Linked DNA regions of Homo sapiens: region 1 is linked to region 2. A link is an interaction called in ENCODE POLR2A ChIA-PET data of the cell type or tissue named here. Cell type or tissue: IMR-90. All regions are shown on one strand. Links, peaks and the distances in the headings refer to the core of each region. The heading gives the core; the rest is flanking DNA. Region 1 has its middle 50 kb from the start of SNRPB2. Region 2 overlaps KIF16B (kinesin family member 16B).

Evidence for each region. ChIA-PET counts read pairs that join two places held together with the same protein. Peaks named below come from ENCODE experiments on the same cell type or tissue, not always from the same donor. Only the 100,000 strongest peaks of a DNase experiment are listed, where the experiment ranks them.
Region 1: POLR2A ChIA-PET joins it to region 2 with 5 read pairs; 3 of 35 experiments call an interaction of 5 or more read pairs at or near these places.

What each region holds. Positions count from the first base shown.
Region 1 is chr20:16,672,608-16,687,902 of GRCh38, forward strand. It overlaps the pseudogene RPL7AP13. Among named protein-coding and RNA genes, the nearest start is that of SNRPB2, 50 kb to the right of the region's middle. In IMR-90, for the core only: no CTCF peak of the experiment used is centred there; no DNase peak of the experiment used is centred there.
Region 2 is chr20:16,519,513-16,534,807 of GRCh38, forward strand. KIF16B (kinesin family member 16B) reads right to left here. Exons shown (of 26, transcript NM_024704.5): 2 at 8,859-8,928; 3 at 6,580-6,693. Among named protein-coding and RNA genes, the nearest start is that of KIF16B, 46 kb to the right of the region's middle. In IMR-90, for the core only: no CTCF peak of the experiment used is centred there; a DNase peak (open chromatin) is centred at 8,769; H3K27ac peaks cover 171 bases.

The DNA.
Region 1 (15,295 bases), core at 958-8,957, 150 kb after region 2:
AGAGACTCTAATAATCCTATCACACTTCAGTCTCTGGTCATGCTCAGTGAACTTTCTTAAAAGAGGTATCCAGTAGATTCTATAAGCAGAAGATTGCCTCCCCTTCCCGTTAATTCTCTTTTTTTTTTTTTTTTTTTTTTTTTTGAGATGGAGGAGTTTCACTCTTGTTGCCCAGGCTGGAGTACAACGGTGCAATCTCAGCTCACTGCAACCTCCACCTCCTGGGTTCAAGCGATTCTCCTGCCTCAACCTCCCGAGTAGCTGGGATTACAGGTGCCCACTTCCATGCCTGGCTAATTTTTGTATTTTTAGTAGAGATGGGGTTTCACCATATTGGTCAGGCTGGTCTCGAACTCCTGACCTCAGGTGATCCACCCACCTCGGCCTCCCAAAGTGCTAGGATTACAGGCATGAGCCACTGCGCTCGGCCCCCAGTTAAGTTTTTATAATGGAATAATGTATGTGTATATATATATATATATATATATATATATATATATATATATATGGGTTTTTTTGGTGTACTTCTGGAGACCTTGCTATAGCATTTAATCCTCTCCGTTGCCAGACCTAAATCTTCTGTTTGGGTATAAAAAAATGTAGCTTTGCGGTGAGCAGCCAATAGATTCCCTAATTGTTTAAGATAAAGAAGAGTGTCAGCCTATTAGGCCATGAAATGGCAGGGGTTACTAACCAGATGACTGCATGACAATTGTTACTATGAGATTCAAAAAACAAAAACAAAAAAACTTCAAGGAGGACATGGATCCTACTGAAGCTTTATATTAGCCATGTATGTTACTTTCTAGATACCAATGCTCTGAGGTCTTGCTGGCCCCTGGAGGGATTGCTCCTCCCGGGGGCAAATAACTTGCTTATGAACATGTTTTTCAAATACAAATTGACAATCCAGAGCCTATACCTCAGCCACCTCCTTTATTAGGATCTCACACTCCAGGCCACTATCTACCTGCCCTAGTAATCCCAGGGCCTGGTACCACACAATCAGGACAGCCCGTATGCCCCAGAGCCTGCTGAAATCTTAAAACTAGCAGATCTTAAACCTGCGTACCCTGTCTCAGTTGTTCTTTTCTGTAGAAACTATAATAAAGTCTCCTGCCCGCAGGAAAATTCTCTGCCTATAACCAACTTTGGTGTTTTCTTGAGTGGTCTCCTGTGATGTGTCTGCTCTGTCCTCTTGGAACTGTGAAAAGCAAACTAGCATTTCAAAGGCCTGATTTGTTGGCCTTACTATACCTCAGATTCTCCATTGATACACTATGTTTTAGAGGAAACCTCTAGATATTGGAGTCAGACTTCACTTCTCTCTGGATATTGAACAATTTGTGTCTTAGTGATTATGCTGATGGGGCGGCTCTGCCACTGATCATTTTATCATCACTCAAACATGCTCTAGGTGGCCTATGGGAGGTTATATTTTTCAAAGATAGCTACAACACTGTGTTTCATCCCACATGCTGTTTTGTATAATGTGATTTTATAGTCCTCCCACTTGTTTCCTCCCCTTGAATCTTGTGATTATGGCAGAAGTGATGCAATATGACTTCTGAGGTTAGGTCACAGAAGGTGATAGAGCTTCACCTGGTTCTTTTGCGGAACGCTCACTCTAGGAGCGCAGCTGCCATGGAAGCTCAAGTAGCCCATAGAGATGACCACATGGAGAGGAGCCAAGGCTTCCAGACCACCACGCCGGCTGAGCTCCCAAATAGTAATAATTAAAAAAAATTTGCCAGCCATGTAAGTGTGCCTCCTTGGAAATGAATTCTGCAGTCCCCAGGTGGACTGTCCCAGCTGATGCTGAGTGGAGCAGAGATGAACTGTCCTTGCTGAGCCCTGCCAAAATTGCAGTCATGAGCTAAATAAATGTTTGCTGTTGTTTTAAGCCACTGAGCTCTGGAGGGATAGCTTGTTATGCAGCAATATATAGCTGGAAATTGGCTTAATCACAAAGCCTCCCTAAAAGGAGCACATGCTAAAATACACAGCAGGTTTATGGAACCCGGCCACGTGGCCAGGTCTGGGGTTGAGGCAGATTTTCTAAACCAAACACCCACCCTAGAGATTCTGATTTAATTAGTCTGTGGTGGGACCCAGGTGATTTTAATGTATTAATACAATCAGGTAATTCTAATTTGCCTGCACCAAGAACAGTTGGTATAGAAACTGTGAGGAGTTGGGGGACCCAGGCATCTGCATGCTTTAAGATTCTCAATTGGTTCAAATGTATAGCCAGGGTTAAGGACACTGTAGCTAAACTATCTATAACGTGAATGTCAGAGCAGTGCTTTTAAAGCTTTAATGTATACCTACTCACCAGCGGATATTGTTAACAATGCAAATTCTGATTTATAAATCTGAGGTGGGGCCCCAGGTCTGCATTTTTATCAAGTTTCCATGGGATGTGGATGCTGCTGGTCCCAGTACCACATTTGGAGCAGCTGGGAGTTGAAGCACTATGCAAGAGCTAAACAGAGATGTCTGGGTAAAGTATCCACAGTGGCTTATAACATCTGCCCAAAGGCCTCAAACTGGCCCTAATGCAAGAAGTAGAATGAAGTGCACTAATGAGGGGTGTGGGAACTCAGTGGTTGCATACTCGGAGGATTCTGTGAATGAGAAGGCTGTCTTCCGGCTCCTGGGCTTAGAATTGATTGAAAACATTACCATCTTAAAGTGGTACTAGGGTGGAACACCTGGTAATCTGAATGAGCCATCTTCCTGTTGATATCACCCCGGACACATTCTGTTGCAACAGGGCTTTGGGGAGTTATACTTCATGGGTTTGGTGGCCCATATCAACCTATTATGAGGCAAGGGCTGTTATGAGCCACAGCAACTGTTTATCTGCCTGTGTAGGCTCTTCACCAGAAATCTCACTCAGGAGTGGTTGTCCTGAGAAGCTGAAAGAGAGCCACGTTAAGTTTCTAACAGCATCCAATGAATGACCTCCATTTAGTTTTGCTCCAAGTTATGGATTGGGTGGCAAATTCTTTCCATAATCCTGCCAATTCCAGAGAAATAAAGATCCAGATTAAAGTGAATAATGTTCTAGAACAGTCTTGGCACACTATGGCCCACAGGCCAAATCCGGCCTTTTGTATCGCTTTTATATGGCTAAGACTGATTTTTACATTAAAAAAAATTTTATTTTTTTCTAGCAGCCTCCCAAGCCAGAGTAGACTCAGACACTCCCCATTTTTAAAGGTTTATAAAAAATTAAAACAAAAACCAAAGATGAATATTTTACAGTAACTGTATATAGCTTATACAAACTAAAATATTTATTACCTGGCCCTTTATAGGCAAAGTTTTCTAATCTCTGCTCTAGATTAAAAGCCCAAATATCCTTTATTAATTGCCTTCCCTGCCACTAAAAGAATATGGATCCCTACACATATTTTTCAGAAGTAAATAGGAGGTCTACCTCCAGGGAATCCAGAATAATCCCTGTACCAACATCATCTGCTATGGTCTGAATGTGTCCTCCAAAATTTATATGTTGTAACTTAATCGCCGGTGTGATAGTGTTAAGGTGGGACATTTAGAAGGTGATTAAGTCAGGAGGGCTCATGGATCCCTCATGAATAGGATTAGTGCCCTTATAAAAGGCCTGAAGAAACATAGGTAGGAGCTTTTGCCCTTCTGTCTCTTCTGCCATGTGAGGACACAGCATTCATCCCATCCAGAGGACTTGATAACAAGGCCCCATCTTGGAAGCAGAGAGAGCATCCCTCGCCAGACACCAAACCTGCCAGCACCTTGATCTTGGACTTCCCAGTCTTCAGAACTATGAGAAATAAATTTATATTATTTATAAATTACCCAGTCTGTGGTATTTTGCTATAGCATCACAGATAGACAAAGATATGATCTCCAAGTAATCTAGAAATAGAGGCCTAGAAGAGAAGATTTTTATTCTTTAATTACAGAGGAAGTGAGAAGAGAACATTTTTTCATCATAATCCAATCTTGCATTTCTGATCTTTCATCTATTCACATTTTTACTCCTCTATTTTGTAGCTCTTGTTCTTTCCCTCCTATTCTCCTGACATTTCCTCAATTCAGCGGGTTCAGTTTACTTCTCCTATGCTGAAGAAATCATTTCTTTAAGGAGGAAAAAAGAGACAAAGGGAAAGTCCTGAAAAGTAAAGGGACCCAAGAAATCAACTGTATCAATCAGGATAGGCTGCTGTAACAAATAATCCCCACATTTTCATGGCTCAGCCCATCATACGTTTATTTTTGGCTCACACAAGTGAAATGTCGATGCTTCCAGTTAGGTTGCCCTCCTTGTCTAAGCAGTGTCTTGGAGATTCAGGTTTCTTCCAGCTTGAACTCTGCCACTCTCAACACATGTCCCCAAGGGTCTTCACAGAAGTGGTGGAGATATCATGCAGAAGACACCCCAGATTCTTAACCACCTAGGCTGGGTGGAGACACATGTCACCTGCCCTCACATTCCATTGGCCAAAATTAGTCACATGGCTCCACCTAACTGCAAGGGGGTGTGGGAAATGTTGTTCCTGGCTGGATAAATCTCATGATATAATACTATATGAAAGAAGCCAGCACAAAATAAGTACATTTGGTATGATTCCTTTTATATATTCAAAAGTATATAAAATGAATGCATTCCATTAGAAGCTTAGGTAGTGGTTACTGTTAGGTGAGGTGGTCATGGGGAGGAACATGAGGGAGCTTCTTGGTTTCTAGTGTTCATTTTCTGGATCCTGTCTCTGGGAACATGGGTGTGTTCATTTTGTGAAAATTCATTGAGCTGTGCACATATGATTTATGTACCTGTGTGTTTATATGTTAAACTTCATTTAAAATTTTTACACTAAATGCTGATAGTAGACAGGATGTTTGGGAAATAAAGGGAAAAACCAACCCTTAAGCTCACTTTTTGCTCTTTTTCCAATAGTAAGATATTGTATCTCTTAAACTCAGTTTTCTTGTATGTAAAAAAAAAAAGGTTCATAATAATTGCTTTGCTTGGCTTTTATGAGGAACACAGGACCCTAGAGACACAGTTTAGAATACAGCAGACAAGAGTTCTCAGCTACTATAGCCAGGACACGTTTTTATTAGGCATCTTATTGTGGCTTTGGTTGGGAGAATACTAATGGCTGCTAGACAGAAAGGAAGGTGAGAAAGAGGAGAATTAAAGGTAATTTGCTTTGCAGAATTTTGGCTTTGAGAAGTTTAGGGTTGATTAAGATTATGAAAAGGCACTTATAATCTCAGAGGAGAGAAATATATAGTACATAGAAATAATCACTATAAGAAAAATTATAATGTTACACATCATATTTGCATTTAACTTATGTGAATTCAACTATACATATTTGGCACATACCCCAACCCCACAAACACACCCCTCTTGAAGAGAACATGAATTAGATGATGTGCATCATCATTTCTTAACTCCCACTCCACTCTCCATGTGAGACTTCTCAGTGACAAGTGTAATTCTACCTCTTAAAGACACAATTATTTTCTTACCACACAGCTCCTAAATGCATGCTAATGACTGTATGTCAATCACCTATGGCCAGGTGGCAGTGGTGAAATAGGCATCGCTCTCTGACGCACGTATTAAAACTTGCAGAATTGGTAGATGAGAGAAGGTTTATCTTTATAGAAAGTTTCCAGTTATTAAGTGAGGGAGAATTATAGGATTGGAATATCATCTTTTCACAACTACTAATGAACTAATGAATCTGGGCATTAAACATCAATGGCTGCTAACATCACATGAAGAGACACCCAGACATGACATGCCTCCTGGTAGAAGAATCCAACATTACCTATGACGTGTTCCTGCCAAAAAACTCAAACCCAACTAAGATCAAACCTCTCAGTTCAAATTATTCACATACACACACACACACAAAAATAATTTACATAAAATATAAGGGAGAAAGGAACATTGTAAATTACACCACAGGGTTGAAATCAACAAAATCCAGACAGTGACAAATTCCACATGGGCAAACAACCCTGTTTCTTCAACAAATAAATTGTAAGGAAAGAAAGAGAGAGAATGAAGGGGAAACTTCAGATTAAAAGAAAAGTAAAAGACATATCAATAAACCATCATGTGTGGGCCTTGTTTGAATTTTCATTTTAAAAAATTTAAAAAATATTTATAAGATAACTGGGACTTTGAACATTGCTTGGATATTTTATTACGTTAAGGAATTATCAATCACTTTTTTTAGGTTTGGAAAGATATTCTGGTTATATTTAAAATAATCCTATCTTTTAAAGATATGCACTGAAAGACATGGATGAATGATGTGACAGACGTTTCAGACAAATGGTATGTCAGATGCTTGGTTCAAAATTATACAAGAGGGGAGAAAGTGAATGATGGTGTATGTGGGTAGGAATGGCTGTAGCTGATGATCCGGAGTGTGGTTCATTATTCGTATTCTGTTGCTTTTGTATTTGCTAAACATTCTGCATAATAAAAAGTAAAAGAAATGGCTTATATAATGGTGTCAGTGGCTTGGAAGAAAATTCCATAGACAGCAGCAGTGCACACATTTTAAGAAGCATGATATTATGTGTGCTCTTGCCAGAAAAGACAATATCTCACAGTCACTGGTACCATGGAGTTCACCGTGATTCAGGATTAAACTCTAAATGTGAGGAAGTCTTTATAACCCCTTAAATAATTTTTCCTGTATATTTTGCTTTTCTAATGTATGAGAGTGACAGATGACGTAAAAATGTTGATATGAATCTAGTTCATTTAATAGGGACAAAATTTAATCAATAGGGATAAAAAAATATTTTTCATTGGGATAAAAATTCCAACTGATATGTTTGCATCATGTCTGAATGCAAATTTTTTTTTTCCTTGAGTTGTACATAAACAGCAGAATGTCTTATTATTGATAACTTTTTAGTTTTGATGAAATACAAAACTTCTTCTAGTGGCCATGTTAGCCTCAGTGATTTACTCAAATGCAGGATAAGGGAAAAAAACTGGATTTACTGGATGGATTAACAAATGGTCCTGTGTTATTCTTAGTAATTTAATAGTTTCTGAGGGATTCTTTTTCCAGTTGCAGATTGGAGTGTGTATAATGGTCTGACTTAAAGTTTGGTCAAGATGAAGAGGGAGGCGTGGGAAAGCTGCTGCGGCTGGCAGCATGGGGGCAGTTTTTCTGCAGCTGCTTATCATTTTCTGTCTTGTTTAACCATTTAAAATAGGAGAAAAAACATACAGGAATGGGGGTTGTTGTCAATAAGGGCTCCAATTCGGTAAAAATAGGCTTTGCAGTGGATGCATCAGTTGTGACAGAAATATAGCAGCACTGAACTGGCTGGTTTCAGAAATGAAGTGCCCATAGGAGCTGGCAGGAACTGCAGAGGTCACCGAATCCACCACTGTCATTTTGTGGGTGACGATGCTCAGGTTATCCAAGTTTACACAGCAAGCGGGACCCATGGCTAGAAACTGGGTCTCCTGGATTCTAAGATTTTGATCCATGCTAAAAGAAAATGCTCCGAAGGTCGCCTAGAAGCAGAGCCTGAGATGGAGATTCTTGTGAAAGAGATTTGTTGGGGGAACAGCTCTCAGGAAAAAGGAAATGAAAGGGTCAGGAGAGGGCAGGGGAATAAAAGCAAACCAAGGGTGTGGTTTCAGGTGTAGACCAGCTGCGGCCTTATCCTCAGGCAAGAGGGCCAGCCTTCTGAACCCCCTGTCAGCCATAGCTCTTTTGTTATGAGCTGAACTGTGCCCACCCCTCTTCATGAGCTGAAGTCCCAACCCCCAGTACTTTAGAATGCAACTGTATTTAGAGACGAGGTCTTTAAAGAGGTAACTAACCTGGATACCCAGAAGATATATATAAGGTTAGCGTATGTCTATAATTTATATCTTTAAAGAAAAAAAGACAAGCATTGTTTGTTCTCTAATGCCAACTCTGAAACTACAAGAAGGTCTGCACCAGAACAACTCTTCTAAGAATGACTTAGATCAACAGTACAGGTTATAAATTAGAAGTGCTGGTGGATGGTTTGGTGGATTGTTCAGAAGGTCATTTAATCCCTGAACAACTGACATTCTTTTACAAAAATGAACAAGACACTACTCCTTGTTAGGTGCTGAACTGAGTCTCCCAAAACTACTTATGTGGAAATCCTTACCCCTAGTCCTTAGAATTTGACTGTATATGGAGACAGGATCTTAAAATCCTGTCCTCATTTTAACTTAACTATTATATTAAAGTTAAGTGGAAATGATGACATTAGGGTGGGCCCTAGTCCAATATGATGAGTGTTCTCACATGAAAAGAAAATTTAGAATAGGCACACAGAGGCCCAGCATGGTGGCTCACGCCTGTAATCCTAACAATTTGGGAAGCCAAGATGGGCAGATCATTTGAGGTCACGAGTTCAAGATCAGCCTGGCCAACATGGTGAAACCTTGTCTCTAGTAAAAATACAAAAAAATGAGCTGGGTGTGGTGGCATGTGCCTGTAATCCCAGCTACTTGGAGGCTGAGGCACGAGAATCACTTGAACCCAGGAAGTGGAGGTTGCAGTAAGCTGAGATCACACCACTGCACTCCGGCCTGGGTGATAGAGTGAGACCCTGTCTCCAAAACAAAAAACAAACAAACAAACAAAAACAAAAAATAGGCACACAGAAAGAAGACCATGTGAAGATGCAGAGAAGGCTGTTACCTGCAAGCCACAGAGAGAGGCCTCTGAATGAAACCAACTCTGCTGACACCTTGATCTTGGACTCTCAGACTCCAGAACTGTGAGGAAATAAATTTCTGTTGTTTAAGCCCCACAGCCCTCGGTACTTTATGTCAACGGAGCAGACTCATGCACCTTTGACCAAGGAAATCCTCTGGAGAAAGAAGCAGCTGTGCATTGTGTTATCTACCAAGACTCCCAGCAAGCAGGGGAAGGATGCCCTGAATTGTGAAGGGATCTATTCTCTAAGGACATGGAGGAATACCCAGAGATCTCTTAAGAGGTGCTCTATTAGAACTTTTAGAAAGCAACATTTATTTAGAATGACCCAACTATGGGTCATTCTCAGAGGATACAGGGGAAGAAGAAGAGATTGGATTGCTGTGATTTTATAGCTTGACTTTTTATATTTTTTTCCAAAGCAAACATGAAAGGAAGATGGAGTCTGACATGAAGCAGGGGAGGAAAAGAAGACTATGGTTTGTCTTTCTTAATTGGGAAGGATAGCAGGATCTGCTGGGTAGAGAGGGGTGCAATAAAAATGTGCTACCTCTTCTGAGATCACCAAATGAAGTATGGATTGCATTATGAGACAGGCTGCATTTCCTCATTACTCTAATCCAGTCTTCACCAACACTTTTTACCAGATTTTTACTCTTTCCTGCTTTTAGAAATTTTATTTAGTTTTTATATTTATTTATTTGAGACAAGGTCTCACTCTGTCACACAGGCTGGAGTGCGGTGTCATTATCTCATAGCTCACTGCAACCTTGAACTCCTGGGCTCAAGCAATTCTCTGGACTCAACCTCTCGAGTAGCTGGGACTATAGGCATGCAACACCATGCCCAGCTAATATCTCTCTATGTTGCCCAGGCAGGTTTCCAACTCCTGAGCTCAAGCCATCCTTCTGCCTTGGCCTCCCAAAGTGTTGGGATTACATGCTTGAACCACTGCACCCAGCCAAGAAATTTTTTAAAACTCAAATGAAATTATTGCAGGGGTTTATCAAGTTGATTTTCACCCCAATCATTTTCTGTACTTAATAAAGTGAAAGAAAGATCACTGATGAGGAAATTTCTGTAGGACACTTGATGAGCAGGGAAGTAAAACATAATTCTTAATAGTCAGGAAGTTGGCTCCTTCAAACCTGTAGTATGACTTTTATCAGGGAAATGGAATTCAATTTCTCAAATATTTACTCCTTTTTACTTTCCATGAGCTGTATTAAACAGCTACTAAGCAAGAAAATGCCCTTCCATGATTTGGATACCACATTTTTGGGCAATATCACATAAACCTTGGTGTGACAAGGAAGCCTCAATTGCCCTTTTATCACAAGGCCATGATAAAAGAGAAAATGGTTATGTTACCCGAGTGGGGAAGAATGCTAAGTGATGACACCAAACAGAGTCAAGCTTCCTACGTGTGAGTAAAACAGGTGGAAATCTAAGACCTTGCCTGTGTGCACAGATGAAATAGCAGATGAAATGTAAGTTTAGGGGCCCCTCACTTACATAAGCACTTCCAAGGCCCCGCACCGAATTTTTTATCCATAGAAGTTTTGTATTCCTTGTTTCTACAACGGACCCCCACATAGAATCATCTCCAGGCTCCCATAACCTGCAACTTCCTCATATTGGGTATAATGTTGTCAGAAGAAATGATTATGGATGGGACATTTAGATACGTGCCTGTGGGGCTCCACAGTGATCATGTGAAAAGGGACAATAGTCAGTAAATCACCCAGTTGGTTGAGTGCACAAGACAAATGTCTTTCATCAATGATTTCCCAAAGTGACTCTTGTATGAGGCCCTCCATTAGCTGGTCCATGATACGCGTCCATTTGGGCAGCTACGTGGAGATAGCACACCATAAAATAATTTTATGAGTACTTCATCTGTCTGTTGATCAGTGTTTCTAAATGGGGACAATTTTGTCCTCCAGTTGACATTTGGCAATGTCTGAAGACTTTTTTTTCAATTAAAATAATGTTTTTTTAAGAGACAGGACCTCACTCTGTAGCCCAGGCTGGAGTGCAGTTGTGCAATCATAACTCACTGCAGCCTCAAACTCTGGGACTTAAGCGATCCTCCAGTCTCAGCCTCCAGAGGAGTTGGGACTACCCATGATGCCATCACTGGGCTAATTACAAATTTTTTCATAGAGATGGGGTCTCACTATACTGACCAGGCTAATCTCAAACTTCTGGGCTCAAGCAATCCTCCCGTGTCAAACTCCCAAGTTGCTGGGATTACAGATGTGAGCTACTGTGCCTGGTCTGGAGACATTTTTGATCATCATAACTGAGAGGATGTTACTGAAATCTAATGGATAGAGGCCAGGCATGCTGCTAAACCCCCTACAATGCACAGAACAGTCCCCCGTAACAATAATAATCTGGTTCCAAAAGTCAGTGATGCCACAGTTGAGAAACTCTGCTCTAGACAATAGAGGTTAAGATCTTGGTATCAGGGTTTATAGATCTAAGTGCATGTTCTTCCCCTGCTAGATCTTGAAGACTCGGCTTCCTCATCTGAAAACAAAGAACATATTGGTATCCATCTCACAAGGTTGTTAAAAGGGCTTTGTGAGGTAATAGAGGTGGAGGTAAGATGCTTAGCACAGTACCTAGTAGAGAGTAAGTGCCCATAAAGTGCTGATCATTATTGCTATTATTATATTTATACCCTTATATACACTGTTTTGGAAGGGGAATTTTTAAATTACTTTTATGTACAGAAAACTCAACAGTGTACATTTAATTCAGCTTAGTGGCAAATCTGTACCCTTTGCCATTTCCAGCTTGGCAATGTGAGCCATGGATTTTGGGCCTGGGACATTGCTTCCCCCGTGATGATGGATCTCATCATATTTGTTGTTGTAATTGGTCTTGGTAGCTTCCACCAGCTTAGCCAAAACTCCTTTGTCTTCTAAGTTAACCTGCATGAAGGTGACAAAGGCGCAGGTCATCTTGTGGATCAGACGTCCCATTCTTGCCTTCCTTTTGTTAATGCCGTAAGGGACCCTTGTCTTTCAACACAAGGCAGGTGGGAAGTGTTTTATATACTCTGAATAATAATAAACCTTTACTCCTTCTAAGGGTTAACCTCTTAAGTACTCAGTTTCTCTATCTAAAATAAAAAGAGGGAATTTGGTCAGTGATGTTTAAGTTTGGCTCAAGGAAGTAAAGAGACTTAGTGGCAATATCTCTTTTTCCCCTTTCCCAGATATTTCTTCCCAGGGGCGATGGGAGAGCGGGAGCCAGTGAGTGAAGATAGGAATCTCCAGCTCCAATTCAGATAAATCAACTCAGCTTTTATCTGTTTTACTTTTGCTTTGAGTCAGGCTTTAAAAAAAAAAAACCTTAAAAAATTATTGAAGTAAAAGATTCATTCCAACAAAACATTTGACAATTTAAGATAGTTTCAACATCTGTAAGCTGAAATAAATATCTGAAGCATTTGAATAAGGCATAAAATATTCAAGACATCTTTTTCCATGGAAGTTTAACAGGTTTTCATGTGACACAGAATAAATCCAGACGCAGAAAGATCTCATTACAATTGAGTCTGGAAGAGGTGTTCTTTGGATTTTCCCAGTCTTGGCCAAAATCTTGAGTCTTATATTCATTCAGGAACCACCTCATTCATCTATCTATGTATAAACACACATGCAATGGTTCCTCAACACATGGATTTGTTGTCTGGGGTGAGAAATCTGTGCCTTGCATTAGGCAAACTTTCGTATCAATAAACAGAAAGTCCTACATTGGGTCTTGACACACATCTACAGTCTTTAACCGGGGGCGGTCAGAGATGTGCTCTGGGGCTGAGCTGGATTTCTTGAGCCTTTTCCATGATGCTCTGGTCTCACAGTTTGTGTGTCCTGGAAGCCATTTGTGTTGCTTATTTTCCATATTGGGGTTGTGCCTGTAGCTCCAGGAAGGACTAACTGCAGAGGCTGGCTACTCTGTCTCTTTGGAGGGACAACTGTTCTGCTTGATGGGCTGCATCTTCTCCATGTGCAATGTTCTAAAGAGCCCCTTCTCGGAACAGTCCCCTCTGCCTGAAAACTGAATGGAAAAAGAACCATACATTCATACAGAACCTGACACCACCCAGGCAGCTACATTAAATACCTTCCTAGCAATGTTTGCTTAGAGTGTCTTTGTCGTGGCCTAATGCATCATGTCTGCGGGTGGCCTGCCCTTCATAGGTGCAGGACTGGGGCAAGAATACAAATGGAGGCCATCAGCTTATGGTCTACCCCCTTCTCTTCTTAGCCCTGACTCCATCTTTGTGCATGTACACATGGACACTTCAGCCTACAAGTTCAAGCCCCATCCATATTATGCGCAAAAAGTCACCCTGTGGCCTCTCTTTGGGCCTAGGGGTGTGTAACTTAGCATGGTTACCCTTGAGAGGAAGGCTCAAGGAAAGAGGTCTGTGCAGACGTTGGAAATGGGTTCAGAGCTGTTTGGAGAAGAAATTACAGGGTCCCAAAGCCTGAATGAAGGCACGGGGTCTCTGGATGATCATGTCTCCTGAGCTCTGCACACCTCCACTTTCTGAGGAGGGATATCCCTGGAAAAGGGCCAGAACAGAGCCTTCTAAAGCACAAGGTCCAGGGCAAGGGATCCTCTTTGCTGGGCTCGAGGATGGTTCTGCATTCCAAAAATGAGATCATGTGTACCTATTTTCTGCTGTTTACCTAACTCATTCAATAACACCACAATGAAATCTTTGTTCTTTTTTATGTCTGTATAACCTGTCACGATATATATATGACAGTTAATTTTATGTGTAAACTTGACCGGGTCACAAGGATCTAGATATATGGTCTAACATTTTTCTGGGTTTGTCTGTGAGGGTGTTTCTGGATGAGATTAGCATTTGAATCAGTAATCTCAGTAAAGCAGATGGCTCTCTCCAGTGTGAGTAGGCTTCATCCAACCTGTTGGAGGCCTGAATAGGACAAGAAGGAGAAGTAAGAGAGAATTTGCTCTCTCTGCCTGTCTTCAAGCTGGGACATGGATCTTCTCTTGCCCTTTGACTGGGACTTACACCCTCAGCTCTGCTGATCCTAGGCCTTTATATTTGGACTGGAACTTATCTTCTCGCTTCTCCTGGTTCTCGGGCCTTCAGACTCAGATTGGAGCTGCAGGACTGTCTTTCCTGGGTCTTCAGCTTGCAGACAGCAGATCATGGGACTTCTTAGCCTCCATAATTACTTGAGCCAATTCATTATAGTCTATCTCTCTCTCTCTCTCTCTTTCTCTATCCTATTGGTTCTGTTTCTCTGGAGAACCCTGTCTAATACAGTATAGGTGTACCATAATTTAGCCAGCCATTTCTCTTAATAAATATTGACTTTGTGTCCAAGTTGTAGCTATGAAAAATGCTACTATAAATATGTCTGCACATATCATGATGTTATTTCCATAGGAAACATTTCCAGGAAAGCAACTGCTACACCAAAAATATATAATTTAAACTCTAATGGATGCTGCCAAATGGTCAACAAACATGTGAAAAGATACCAAATACACCAAATCCTCAGGGAGATGCAAATTCAGCTAACAACAAGACATTACACCTATCAGATGGAAAATTGTAAGGAAGAGCTATAACATCAATATCACTCTGGGGAAAAGTATAGTCTCATGCATGGCTGGTGGAAATATGAAGTGCCCAGTCTTCCTGGAAGGCAGTTTAGAGCTTATTTATAGGGTCACAAAAATAAAACAGAAGTTCCTCTTCTTTTCATATTTCTTTCCGTTTCTGTCAAACTAATACATACATGATGACACTATGAACTCACTCCCTCTTAGATTATTCCCTCCACGCACAGGGAGGAGATCAGGAAGGCTGAAGAATTATGGGCCTTGTATGCTTTCAGCAAATCTCGGGGACTCTTAGAACCTTGTCTCCTGGCTGTGGCTGAAGCTGCCTATCTTGGACACAGCATGCTGAAGTGGAAGTGAGGGGCTGTTCAGGAATGAATGGAGACCCACCAGTAAGCACTGTGGAAAGCCCCCTTTACTTGGTTTAGCGAGTTTTCTGTTCAGAGACCCCCAAATAGGCTGTCTCTAAAGTCTCTATCTGGAAATGCAGAAACCCATGATTCTTTTCCTGAGGACTTTCCCCAGCTAAGAAATTTCTAGCCATAATGTAATGAAGACCTGTGTTTTCCTCTGGGTCAAACAGGCTGCTGGGAGCCTTGGCACCCCACCTCCTGGAAACACTATTGATTTTCAGCATGGTTGATAAAACAGAGAGATAAAAGGCCCAATTTCTCTTTTTATGATGGATATGACCAATTAGCTATAAATGTCAAGTATCCACAACTTAATTAATTCCAGTTCATTTAACTACTGTAATTAGATTTTTTCCCCAAACAAAGCAACAGTATGTTTTCGAAGGTCATAGACTAATACTATAGTGAACAAGGCTGAAAGACCTGCACTTTGGATGGAAAGTAACTGATGGCTGGCTAGTGCCTGTGGGGAAATAGACCACACAATATCAAAAATAATTGGCAGGCTGATTAATA
Region 2 (15,295 bases), core at 4,332-12,331:
ACAAACCATTTACAAATGGACTACATTTCTCAAATGTTAAGGTGCACACAGAGAACTGGGGATCTTGCTAAAAAAAAATTCAGATCTAATTCAGTAGGTCTTGGAATAAGACCTGAGATTTCACATTTCTAACAAGTTCCCAGGCGGTACTGATGATTCTGGTGCATGGACACATTTCAAACTGCAAGAAACAAGTACTTTTGGTGGCTGGCAAGATGGCCAAATAGGAACAGCTCTGGTCTGCAGCTCCCAGCAAGATCAATGCAGAAGGCAAGTGATTTCTGGATTTTCAATTGAAGTACCCGGCTGGCTCATCTCACTGGGACTGGTTAGACAGTGGGTGTAGCCCACAGAGGGTGAGCAGATGCAGGGTTGAGCACCGCCTCACCCCGGGAAGTGCAAGGGGTCAGGGAACTCCCTCCCCTAGCCAAGGGAAGCCATGAGGGACTGTGCCGTGAGGGATGGTGCATTCAGGCCCAAATATTACGCTTTTCCCACAGTCTTCGCAACTCGCAGACCAGGAGATTCCTTCGGGTACCTACACCACCAGGGTCCTGGGTTTCAAGCACAAAACTGGGTGGCTGTTCAGGCAGACATCGAGCTAGCTGCAGGAGTTTTTTTTTTTTTTTCATACCCTGGTGGCACCTGGAACACCAATGAGACAGAACCGTTCATTCCCCTGGAAAGGAAGCTGAAGCCAGGGAGCCAAGTGGTCTAGCTCAGCAAATCCCACCCCCACAGAGCACAGAAAGCTAAGATCCACTGGCTTGAAATTCTCGCTGCCAGCAAAGCAGTCTGAAGTGGACCTGGGATGCTTGAGCTTAGTGGGGGGAGGGGCATCCACCATTACTGAGACTCGAGTGGGTGGTTTTACCCTCACAGTGTAAACAAAGCCGCCAGGAATTTCAAGCTGAGCAGAGCCCACCACAGCTTGGCAAAGCCGCTGTAGCCAGACTGCCTCTCTAAATTCCTCCCCTCTGGGCCTGGCATCTCTGAAAGAAAGGCAGTAGCCCCAGTCAGGGGCTTATTGATAAAATTCCCATTTTCCTGGGACAGAGCACCTGGGAGAAGGGGTGGCTGTGGGCACAGCTTCGGCAGACTTAAACGTTCCTGCCTCCCAGGTCTGAAGAGAGCAGCAGATCTCCCAGCACAGCACTCACGCTCTGCTAAGGGACAGGCTGCCTCCTCAAGTGGGTCCCTGACCCCTGTGCCTCCTGACTGAGAGACACCTCCCAGCAGGGGTTGACAGACACCTCATACGGGAGAGCTCCGGGTGGCATCTGGTGGGTGCCCCTCTGTGACAAAGCTTCCAGAGGAAGGAACAGGCAGCATATTTCCTGTTCTGCAGCCTCCGCTGGTGATACCCAGGCAAACAGGGTCTGGAGTGGGCCTCCAGCAAACTCCAGCAGACCTGCAGCAGAGGGGCCTGACTGTTAGAAGGAAAACAAACAAACAGAAAGAAACAGCATCAACATCAACAAAAACGACATCCACACAAAGGTCACCAACATCAAAGACCAAAGATAGATAAATCCACGAAGATGAGGAAAAACCAGTGCAAAAAGGCTGAAAATTCCAAAAACCAGAACGACTCCTCTCCTCCAAAGAATTACAACTCCTCACCAGCAAGGGAACAAAACTGGACAGAGAATGAGTTTGATGAATTGGCAGAAGTAGGCTTCAGAAGGTGGGTAAAAACAAACTCCTCTGAGCTAAAGGAGTATGTTCTAACCCAATGCAAGGAAGCTAAGAACCTTGAAAAAGGGTTAGACGAATTGCTAACTAGAATAACCAGTTTTGAGAAAAACATAAATGACCTGATCGAGCTGAAAGACACAGCACAAGAACTTCGTGAAGCACACACAGGTATTAATAGCTGAGTAGACCAAGCAGAAGAAAGGATATCAGAGATTGAAGAACAACTTAATGAAATAAAGCATGAAGACAAGATTGGAGAAAAAAGAATGAAAAGGAATGAACAGAGCCTCCAAGAAATATGGGACTATGTGAAAAGACCAAACCTATGTTTGATTGGTGTACCTCAAACTGACGGGGAGAATGGAACCAAGTTGGAAAACACTCTTCAGGCTATTATCCAGGAGAACTTCCCCAACCTAGCAAGACAGGCCAACATTCAAATTCAGGAAATACAGAGAACACCACAAAAATACTCCTCGAGTAGAGCAAAACCCAAGACACATAATCGTCAGATTCACCAAGGTGGAAATGAAGGAAAAAATGTTAAGGGCAGCCAGAGAGAAATGTCAGGTCACCCACAAAGGGAAGCCCATCAGACTAACAGTGAATCTCTCAGCAGAAACCCTACGTGCCAGAAGAGATTGGGGGCCAATATTAAACATTCTTAAAGAAAAGAATTTTCAACCCAGAATTTCATATCCAGCCAAACTAAGCTTCATAAGCAAAGAAGAAATAAAATCCTTTACAGACAAGCAAATGCTGAGAGATTTTGCCACCACCAGGCCTGCCTTACACGAGCTCCTGAAGGAAGCACAAAATATGGAAAGGAACAACTGGTACCAGCCACTGCAAAAACATACCAAATTGTAAAGACCATCGACACCATGAAGAAACTGCATCAACTAATGGGCAAAATAACCAGCTTAGCATCATGATGACAGGATCGAATACAGACATAACAATATTAACCTTAAGTATAAACGGGCTAAATGCCCCAATTAAAAGACACAGACTGGCAAATTAGATAGAGTCAAGACCCATTGGTGTGCTGTATTCAGGAGACCCATCTCACATGCAAAGACAACAAAGGCTCAAAATAAAGGGAGAGAAGAATATTCACCAAGCAAATGGAAAGCAAAAAATAGCAGGGGTTGCAATCCTAGTCTCTGATAAAACAGACTTTAAGCCAACAAAGATCAAAAATTACAAAGAAGGGCATTACATAATGTTAAAGGGATTAATGCAACAAGAAGAGCTAACTATCCTAAATATATATGCACCCAATACAGGAGCACCCAGATTCATAAAGCAAGTTCTCAGAGACCTACAAAGAGACTTAGACTCCCACACAATAATAGTGGGAGACTTTAACACCCCACTGTCAATATTAGACAGATCAACGTGACAGAAAATTAACAAGGATATTCAGGACTTGAACTCAGCTCTGGACCAAACGGACCTAATAGATAGCTATAGAACTCTCCACCCCAAATAACAGAACACACATTCTTCTCTGCACTACATCACACTTACTCTAAAATTGACCACATAATTGGAAGTAAAACACTCCTCAGCAAATGCAAAAGAATGGATATCCTAACAAACAGTCTCTCAAACCACACTGCAATCAAATTAGAAGTCAGGATTGAGAAATTCACTCAAAACCGCACAATCACATGGAAACTGAACAATCCATCACATAAACAGAACGAATGACAAAAACCACATGATTATCTCAACAGACGCAGAAAAGGCCTTCGAAAAAACTCAACACCCTTCATGCTAAAAACTCTCAATAAACTAGGTATTGATGGAAGGTATCTCAAAATAATAACAGCTATTTATGACAAACCCACAGCCAATATCATACTGAATGGGCAAAAGTCGGAAGCATTCCCTTTGAAAACCAGCACAAGACAAGGATGCCCTCTCTCACAACTCCTATTCAACACAGTGTTGGAAATTCTGGCCAGGGCAATCAAGGCAAGAGAAAGAAACAATGGGTATTCGAATAAGAAGAGAGAAAGTCAAATTGTCTCTGTTTCACATGACATGATTGTATATTTAGAAAACCCCATCATCTCAGCCCAAAATCTCCTTAAGCTGATAAGCAACTTCAGCAAAGTCTCAGGATACAAAATCAATGTGCAAGAATCTCAAGCATTCCTATACACCAATAACAGACAAACAGAGAGCCAAATCATGAGTGAACTCCCATTCACAATTGCTACAAAGAGAATAAAATACCTAGGAATACAACTTACAAGGGATGTGAAGGACCCCTTCAAGGAGAAGTACAAACCACTGCTCAAAGAAATAAGAGAGGACACAAACAAATGGAAAAACATTCCATGCTCATGGATAGAAGAATCAATATCGTGAAAATGGCCATACTGCCCAAAGTTACTTATAGATTCAATGCTATCCCCATCAAGCTACCATTGACTTTCTTCATAGAATTAGAAAAAAACTACTTTAAATTTCATATGGAACCAAAAAAACAGACTGTATAGCCAAGACAATCCTAAGCAAAAAGAACAAAGCTGGAGGCATCACACTACCTGACTTCAAACTATACTACAAGGCTACAGTAACCAAAACAGCATGGTACTGATATCAAAACAGATATATAGACAAATGGAACAGAACAGAGGCCGCAGAAATGACATCACCCATCTGATCTTTGACAACCTGACAAAAACAAGCAATGGGGAAAGGATTCCCTATTTAATAAATGGTGTTGGGAAAACTGGCTAGCCATATGCAGAAAACTGAAACTGGACCCCTTCCTTACACCTTATACAAAATTAATTCAAGATGGATTAAAGACTTAAACCTAAGACCTAGGACCATAAAAACCATAGAAGAAAACCTAGGCAATGCCATTCAGGACATAGGCATGGGCAAAGATTTCACGACTAAAACACCAAAAGCAATGGCAACAAAAGCAAAAGGTGACAAATGGGATCTAATTAAACTAAAGAGCTTCTGCCCAGCAATATAAACTATCATCAGAGTGAACAGGCAACTTACAGAATAGGAGAAAATTTTTGCAATCTATCCATCTGACAAAGGGCTAATATCCAGAATCTACAAGGAACTTAAACAAATTTACAAGAAAAAAACAAACAACCCCATCAAAAAGTGGGCAAAGGATATGAACAGACACTTCTCAAAAGAAGACATTTATGCAGCCAACAAACATACGAAAAAAAAGCTCATCATCACTGGTCATTAGAGAAATGCAAATCAAAACCACAATGAGATACCATCTCACGCCAGTTAGAATGGCGATCATTAAAAAGTCAGGAAACAACAGATGATAGAGAGGATGTGGAGAAATAGGAACGCTTTTACACTGTTAGTGGGAGTGTAAATTATTTCAACCATTGTGGAAGACAGTGTGGCGATTCCTCAAGGATCTAGAACCAGAAATGCCATTTGACCCAGCAATCCCATTACTGGTTATATACCCAAAGGATTATAAATCATTCTACTATAAAGACACATGCACACGTATGTTTATTGCAGCACTATTCACAATAGCAAAGACTTGGAACCAACCCGAATGCCCATCAATGATAGACTGGATAAAGAAAATGTGGCACATATAAACCATGGAATACTATGCAGCCATAAAAAAGGATGAGTTGATGTCCTTTGCAGGGACTCGGATGAAGCTGGAAACCATCATTCTCAGCAAACCAACACAGGAACAGAAAACCAAACACCAGATGTTCTCACTCATAAATGGGAGCTGAACAATGAGAACAAATGGACACAGGGAGGGGAACATCACATACCAAAGCCTGTCAGGGGGTAGGGAGCTACGGGAGGGATAGCATTAGGAGAAATACCTAATGTAGATGTCGGGTTGATGGGTGCAGCAAACCGCCATGGCACGTGTATACCTATGTAACAAATCTGCACATTCTGCACATGTATCCCAGAATTAAAGCATAATTTAAAAAAGAAAGAAAGAAAGAAACAAGCACTTTTTCATACCCTACTTTTCGAGATGCCATTGCATGGATTACAACCCAGGCCAGGCAGGACAGGAATTCTTATCCCCGTTTTAACATATGGAGACTTAAAGCAATGTTATCTAAAGAAGCTGTCAACGAGCCAGGAAGAGGCCCAGCAATGAAGCCTGCGTTTTTCCTTCTATACTGGTGCTCCCCATTTCTAACCTCACTCTGCTCAAATAAGCAGCTTTTCCCCACCCCGAGAAATATACTTGTCCCTCTGCTCACCTGAAATGTCAACATCAGTGTCTTGATAGGCTTTTGGGGGCACCTTTGTGTCTGTTATTATCTGTCCACTTCACATCTACATTTTAGCCCTTAAAAGCCTACAGGCAAGATTTCTTGGACAAATTCCAGCATCATTCTAGACTCTAGAAAGATTCTGAATGAACGTTCTTTCTTTCTAGAATCCACTCTAAAACCTGTAATGATCCACACAACCTGGGAACACATGACTTGGGTTTGAAGTTTCCTCCTAAATCTCCGCACTGAATAGGACTCAAGGTTAAGTGGCTTCTTTACTGTGCTTCGCAGCATACACATGTCTCCCCAGAAATGCTTTCTATGTAGAGCTCCTTCTAAACAGGAACCATATCCAAGTTTTGAAACAAATTAAAAATTATCATCATTATGCTCAAAGGTGAAAAAAAAATCAATCTTTTGAGAACTGAATTCTTCTCAGGCTTAAATAGATACTCCTACATAACACTCAGAAAGGTAAGTTAGCAAAGGCTAATTTTATACAAAAATTACATTCAGAAAGAAATTGGCAAGATATTTTAAAGTATTTTAGGGTAGGCATGTTTTTCTCAATGTGAAAATAAATCAACATAAATATTTTGAAAATATCATATACCATTTCTTGTGAAACGTAATCTGGGCTTTTTGTATCAGCAGAATAAAAAGAAAAGTCATAGGTGAAGGTCTTGGTCCGTTCTCTTCCTGAGTCCCCAGTGCCTCCTTCTGGTATCTAGAAAGAAATGATTAGAATAATAATGATAATGTAAAGAGCACTGCCATTTGACCCAAATTTCCATGTTTATACCCTGACTAAAAACCATTTCATTCCTGCTGGCTTCTCTAAAAAAATAAATAAATAAAATTTAAATATAAACTAAACTCCTTGCAGCAATCCAAGTTCTCTGTGATATGACCCAAGAATACTATTCTGACCTTTTCTTTTTATCACTATTAACTCCTAAGAACCCAACACTCCAGCCAGACTCTGTATTTCCACCTTCAGTGATTTTTTACTGTTCCCTCCACCTAAATCCACCAGAGTTGGGCTTTGCACAACTACAAGGGTGGTATTCACATAGATCATGATAAGATTGGCACCTTCTAAAGCTGTATGATTTGGTGGCCTCACTGAAAATTCTAGGTCAGATGTCTCCTCTTTCATGACACTTCCCTTGGACACTCCATGGAGAAGTAATTTCTCCTACCTCTGACAGCCTAGACTCTTCCAGGACACATCATATTGTGAGTTTATTGCGGATGTTTGCATATATCTTGTCCCCCTTGCTATATGCTTAAAGTGCACCTCAGAACCATGTTTTAACATCTTCATATGCTCCCAAAGCCTGCTTATTGGACATATGCTGAATAACTTCAATGAGCACCACGTTTTCCACATGATTCACATATTATAAAAAAATTGTTATGATTCTTATGAAAACACTAAAAGTCTAGGCATCTGTTCTGGTTACTCAAACATCAGATGATAAAATGTTTAAAAAACTCAAAAAGCAACAGAGTAATCGAGGAAAATAGATTCCATAACGCACAAAGAAAGGAGACTCATCCAGAGTCAGCGGTCTTTTACCAAAGCACTGTGAGCGTAGAAAGACACATGAAGGAAAGACAAGGTAATTACCAGCAGGGAATGGACAAGTGACAACTGGGTAGAAACATGAGAATATGCGAGAGGCCAAAGGAAGGGAAAGAAGCACAGTGCAGGCCAGATAGAGCTGGAAGGCACAAGGGTTGTGCTAAGCAGAGGAAGAAAGGCATCCAGTGGAGAATGCCTCAGGCAAAGGACACCAGCGCCTTAATGGAGGAAATGAAATGATCCAGAGGCTGCCCAGTTGGAAGATGGGAGCATTTCCCAGCTTCTACCATTGGAGATCAACTCGCACTACTTTGAAATTGGATCTCAAAGTACCCAATCCTTTGAGCCATAAATTAATAGAAATCTCCACAGATGTGAACAGGAGATAGATCTGACTTGGCCATGGAGCATCATGTCTCAGAAACCCAGACCTAAAAGTTAATGACAAATATCAAAGGAGAAAGGCATTGAACCCATAAAGTACTTCATTTCTTTCTTTTTTGTTGTTGTTTTTTTGTTTGTTTGTTTGAGATGGGGTCTTGCTCTGTTGCCCAGGCTGGAGTGCAGTGGCACAAACAGGGCTCACTGTAGCCTTGATCTCCTGGGCTCAAGTGATCCTCCCATCTCAGCCTCTCGAGTAGCTAGGACCACAGGTGTGCACCACCAAGCCCAGCTCTGATTTCTTCAATATTAATTTTATACCCCCGTTACCCTCCTCAGCGAAAAGCATTCAGTGCCCTTTAAAAATTTCCTAACCAAATAAACAAACAGGATATTTTTCAGTGCCAAAGGAGAAACTTGCCATCTTGAAAATTTTTTTTAACTTTTTTTCCAGAAAAGAAATTTGGTGGTTTTTTTTAATCTTTCCTCCCTGAGTTTTGAATAATAGTATCAGTTCTTCTTCAAGGATTACCAAACATGATCCTCTTCATTAAAAATGGAAAAAAATATAGGGGCAAAGCTTATTTAATGTTCACAGAACACAGTCAATTGCCAGGCTAAGTCCCTACTACGAGGACACAGGATGAAAATGCCCGAATCTGGGATAGACTCAGGAGCTCCTGGACCAGAGCAACAGCTTGGATTTGGCTTCCAGATCAAATAAAGCCAGGAATGGGAAAGGAAACGGGATCAACTCTTCTGCTTCAAGACTGAGCCCAAGCCAGGTGCAAGCTGACGTGGCTAACTGCACTGGAAAGGAGGGTGTGGAAACAGCAGACAGGCTTTATTTACTCATTAGTCATCCCCACAGTAAAGCAATCATGGGGCTCTTGGAACTTAAGCAAGGCCAGGTCATGACTTGCCTTTAAGTTTGTGATTGTCGTTTTGCTTTTCTCCATCTGAATAATGAACTTGGCCTCCAAGTCCTTTTCCCTGCAATACAAATAATTCAGTAGTGGTTAGAAGAGAAAAGATTATTAAAAACAAAACAAAACTAAACCCATTTGTTTTATTTACTTTTTACGTTAGGAGTTTATTTTCAAATGGCATCTGAGGAGCAATCCCAGACACGGCTCCTCCCAAATCCTTACTAATATAACATGAAGATACGCAAAATGATGCCACCATCAACAATTATGGCTGATACACAGTGTGTTGTTAAACCCTGAAAGAATTTCCAATTGTAAGCCAAAAGAAGAGTAAATGAAATAACAGACACCACAAAGAGCTAAGACTCACCAAAAAAAAGTAGCCCCCCTCACCTTGTTACAAAGAGAAAGAGACCTTAGCCCCCTACCCAAGATGAAAACCAAAGAGAAAACTGGAGTGGTTACAAGCAGGTGCTGCTTCCAGAAGCAGCCAGGGCACTGTTCCCTCCTCCTACCTTCTTTCTACATCTGTTCAGAAACTGCATTTCTCAGAAAACAGCAGAACAGGAGGACTCCTAAAGAGTACAGTTCCCTAGAATAAATGACCATACATTTACCCAATGGAGTGTGACGCCACTGAACAAGGAATGAGGAAGATCCCTATATCTGTTATGGCGTGGCCACTGGGATATACTGGGATATACTGTTCAGTGGAGACAAAAGATGGAGAAAATCTATGTAGAAAAATACAAATTATATTTAAACACTTTTTTAAAACCTATGTATTTTTCAAAAGGCTACCTAGGAAAAAAAGGGAAATTGAGGATAAGGATTTGGGGCAGACAAGGGAAGTGGACAAGGATAGAAGCTAGATTTCTGCAAATATACTTTGATCTGGAGGTCATCTTTAGAACGATAAAAATGATTTATGCAAAAATAAAACAAGAGTTTCAAAAAACAAGCTATAATTTAGAAGTAAGTTGAAGCGAATGAATCTAGCTGTGTACCACAAAGTGAGAAACTATTTCAATTACGACTCTATAGAGGAATTTGACTGTATACTATAATGAGATATATCCTAAAAAGAAAAAGAACTACAAAGAAATCTTAAAGCATTTTTAGTAATCATATTTTTGGTGGTAATGTAAGTGCCATTATTCTGAGATTTCTGTCTGTGTACTGTGGGACATTACAAGAGTAATGATGTTGGTGCCCTAGAGAACCAAGGTTTTTGAAGTGGCTGAATGAGATACAAACATAAGTTTGATGAGGTTAAGTAAAAACTGTAGTCCTGGCCGAGCACGGTGGCTCACGCCTGTAATCCCTGCACTTCAGGAGGCAGAGGCGGGCAGATCACCTGAGGTCGGGAGTTCAAGACCAGCCTGATCAACACGGAGAAACCCCATCTCTACTAAAAATAGAAAATTAGCCGGCCATGGTGGCGCATGCCTGTAATCCCAGCTACTCGGGAGGCTGAGGCAGGAGAATCACTTGAATCCAAGAGGCAGAGGTTGCAGTGAGCCAAGATCACGCCACTGCACTCACTCCAACCTGGGCAACAAGAGTGAAATTCTGTCCCAGAAAAAACTGTAGTCCTGAATCTAATTGGAAGGAGTAGCAGAAACTTCATCTTTCATCCAAAATTTAAAAAACAAACAACTCCCTTGCTTTGTCCATTGAAAAGGCCTAGAATCTTACACTCAAATTATAGCCTATAAATAACATTTTCCACTAAAATAAGTCAGGGTTCCTTGGAGAAGTGATTCAATCCAAATACTGAACCATCTCTTCACACTATAAAGCAGGAACACTAACACAGGTCACTAGGGCTGTGGCGGGCACCTTCTAACACGGCTCCCAGTGATTGCCCGGCACTCACACCCTGTCGTGTGCGATCCTTGCCCTTGACTATGGGCTGGACCTGGTGAGTCACTTCTAATGACTACAACACAAACACACCCAAGTGATGGTCTGTCACTTCCCAGGCGGGCTTTCAAGACTGTGACTTCTGTCTTGCTGGCTCTCTCTTCTGCCCTCTCTGTTTGAGCCCTGGCAGTGTGAAAAGTCAGGGACGACAGAGTGAGGACCCCTGTGGACAGACCCAGCCAGCAGGAAACAGGGGCCCGCTAGCAGCACGCCAGACAGCCTGGCAGGGCACGCTCCCCAAGCCCGCACCGGGACATGATGATGAGAGATGACTGGGAAGCCGTCTGGCACCCTGACTGCAGCGCTAGGGGAGAGCCGGAGTCAGAGGACCCTGCTCAACCCCACCCAGATTCCTGACCCACAGAAACTCTGAGATAATACATGCTGTGTTTTGTTGTTGTTGTTTGGTTTTTTTTGAGACAGGGTTTCGCTCCTGCCACCCAGGCTGGAGTGCAATGGCATGATCTCAGCTCACTGCAACCTCCACCTCCTAGGCTCAAGCGATTATCCTGCCATAGCCTCCCAAGTAGCTTTGACTACAGGCACGCACCACTGCACCTGCCTATTTTTGTATTTTTTGTAGAGATGGAGTTTTGCTGTGTTGCTCAGGCTGGTCTCAAACTCCTGAGCTCAAGCAATCCACCCGCCTCGACCTCCCAAATTGCTGGGATTACACACACGAGCCACCATGCCTGGTCAATACATATTGTTTTAAGCCCCTAAGTTTTGGGGTAATTTGTTATACACTAAAAGAAAACTAATACAAGGACCCTGTCAAAAGGACTCAGGAACCAACCTGCATAAGTTCCTGCTGCCCAAAGTTGAGAAATCTGGACAGCAAAGAAACTAAAAACCAACTGAAATAGATAGAATATATTTAAGCACATAAACTCATAACTTAAAAATAAAAACTCAGTGGTCCCCTCTGAAAGATCAAAGGATCTGTCTCATTATTTTGAAAACTGTTAAAAGAAAGAATCAAGCATTTATCTTGCATTTCCAAAACTATCTATACTTCAAGTAACCAAACAACTGTGAAAGAAAGTTTCTCCTTTAGAGATATTCCAGCTAAAAAAATAAAGAAGTAATAACAAAATATCATTTCGTCACCCCTGGTGAATTAATGGCTCTAGGGAGGGACCACCGATGGTTACCAGGCCAGCCACTGTGAGAAAACCAGGTACGAGGTGTATTCTACCTGAAGTACCAACGCGACTGCCCCAGGGTTCCTGTCCTTCCCTCCCAGGGATGGCCTGACTCTGACCTAGAGCTGCCCTATAGGGAACCAGCAGGAATGACAAGTGTAAGTGGGAACACGCCAATGTTCTCAGGTGGGGGAATCGGTAAAATCCAGCCTGTGGGAAAGGCAGCAGGGTAAATGACTCAGCATATTCCAAATTATGACAAATTGCAAAGAATATAACGATGAAAGGGAAATCTAAAGCTAGAAAAGACATTAAAGACATATCAACCAACTGGATCCCAATTCAAACAGAAAAAGCACTTTGAAAATTATAACCATTTGGGAGGCCGAGGCAAGTGGATCATCTGAAGTCAGGGTTCGAGACCAGCCTGGCCAACATGGCAAAACCCCGCCTCTACTAAAAAGACAAAAAATAGCCGGGTGTGGTGGCGGGCACCTGTAATCCCAGTTACTTGGGAGGCTGAGGCAAGAGAATCGGTTGAATCCAGGAGGCGGAGGTTACAGTAAGCCGAGATTGTGCCATTGCACTCCAGACTGGACGACAAGAGCAAAACTCCGTCTCAAAAAAAAAAAAAAAAAAATTATAACTTACGTAGGGAAATGTTAACACTGACTAGATATTTGATGATATTAAGGAATTATTGCTAATATTGTAGGTATGATAATAGTATTATGACTTAAAAAACCTTTTAGAGATACATATTGAAATATTTACAAATCAAATGATATGTTACCTGGGATTTACTTTAAAATAATCCAGGTATGGGGAAACCAGCTAAGGGGTAACATCTTGGCCAGCTCAGACGAACAGAGACAAAATAAATATCAGTTGTGAACAAACCCAAAAAGCATTTGCAGTAAACACCATTTGGGAACTACAGCAGATTCCCAGGGCCAAGTTTAACATTTCCAAGCCTGAAAAATGCTTCCACTCCAACCCACCAGGAGTTGGGCAATTCCATTGTGGACCCAAAAGTAAGAACTGCTTCAGGGACACCCCATGTTCATGTGGCTACAAAACAAATACTTCATAAAATTAAACCTTTCCTACAGCATTCAATTACCAAAGCATGTCCTGCTCAACAAGAGAACAAACCACCTGGGTTTATTTATATCACAGAACACCAAACCCAGATTCCTCCCATTCCCACAGTGGGTCCTTTTTTCTCAATCAATCACTAACCTAATGCATCTAGAGCTTTCATCTTAAAACCACTATTATCAACAAATACCTCTCAGGAACACAAAATTATCCAGCTACATAGAAATATTAGAAGTGATCGTGGTAATGCTCACATTGACTTGTCAATTCTTGCCTAGAAAACAAAGTAATGTGGCTCATACAATGCCCACCACTCCTGCTGGAAGCCAGAGACTCCATAACTCCCCATCTCAGAACCTTACACCTTTGGAGCAGCTAAATTTAAAGGGCCCTCCACATGATCATGTATTCTAACCTGCAGGTAACCAGGGCAGTGCGTTCCTAGTTCTAAATTAACATCCATTCTATAAAAGCACTAAGTGAGATACTGACTGAAAGGCTGTTATGCAATATGACTGTCTTTTTATTAGCTACTTCTAAAATGAAAACTGAAGATGCAGGTAGGTTTTGAAGGTTTCACCACCTCCCTGAAATCCTATGTACTGGGATGACTGGCTGGGAAGGGGGATCAGGAGCAGGAGGCAGTTTCACTATTCTGAGGGTCTACCACATTCCTCAGTTTCTCAAAGAGTTCCATCACCCCAAAAGATAGGAATCCCTGCTCTGACTCTTAATACTCAAAATATGCTCCAGAGACCAGCAACATCAGTGGCTCCAGGGAAGCTTGACAGAAATGAAGGTTCTCAGTCCCCACCTAAAACCTACAGAATAGGAACCTGCATTTTAACAACTGTAAATGATTCTGATGAACGTTAAAATTTAAAAAGCACTGCTCTGATGCTGTACTTAATATGACATAGTAATAGATGGGTCTTAGGTTTACCCTTATGAAATAAACTACTTCTTACACTGGAAAACTCACTAACCTTTGTTCTTTGACTTTTAAATTTTATTTTTAAAATCACATGACAGAATATGAATGGATATACCATAAGTCAGCTAATACTGTCTCCATTCTATGCTCTTAAGTTGTAAGTGGCTTCTGACCAAGAGCAATAACTGCTGACATAATCTGATGAGAGATGTCATGTGAATGTCATGACACTCAGGTTCCCTCATTCTCACCCTGCCAAACCATGAGTGAGTTTCCAGCCCTTTCTCTTCCCAGACTGTGTTTCTCAATGTCAATCTAAGGCTACAGCCAATAATTTAAAATCATATCAAAAGATAATTACAGGTCATCAACATTAAGATCGAGGCCATCTATTTCAGAAAAGAAATTTCACAAATAATTTCCTAACTTGCTTCCTTCTTTAAGCATACAAACTGAAACAGTTTAAAAAAAAATAAAAAATAAAAAATAAAGATGTGGCTGGGCACAATGGCTCCCGCCTGTAATCCCAGCACTTTGGGAGGCTGAGGTGGGTGGATCACAGGTCAGGAGTTCAAGACCAACCTGGCCAACATGGCGAAACCCCATCTCTACTAAAAATACAAAAATTAGCCGAGCATGGTGGCAGGCTCCTATAATTCCTACTCGGGAGGCTGAGGCAGGAGAATCACTTGAGCCCGGGGGACAGAGGTTGCAGTGAGCTGAGATCGCGCCACTTCACTCCAGCCTAGGTGAAAGAGCAAAGCTCTGTCTCAAATAAAAAAAAAAAATTAATCTAAAATTACTCTTAGTATTTATAACACAGATACTGGCTAGAATTTCAGCCATAAAGAGCAAATCTCTTCCTAGTTCCTGAAAACACTTATAGAAAAGCCAATATATTTTTTACTGTTGAGTTCCTTGTATATTCTGGATATGAGTCCCCTATCAAATGAGTAGCTTACAAAAATGTTCTCCTATTCAACAGGTTGTCTCTTCACTGTTTCTTTTGCTGTGTAAATGTTTTTCAGTTTAACATAGCCCCTTCTGTCTGTTTTTGGTTTTGTTGTCTGTGCTTCTGAAGTCTCATCCATAAAGTCTTTGTCCAGAACAATGTCCTGAAGAGCTTTCCCTATGTTCTCTTCTAGTAGTTTTGTAATTTCAGGTCTTACATTAAAGTGTTCAATCCATCTGGAGTTGACTTTTGTATACAGTGAGAGATGGAGGTCATGTTTCTTTCCTCTGCATATTCTTATCCAGTTTTCCCAGCATCATGAAGAGAGCCCCAATGTACGTTCTTGGTGGCTTTGTCAAAGATCAGTTGAAAA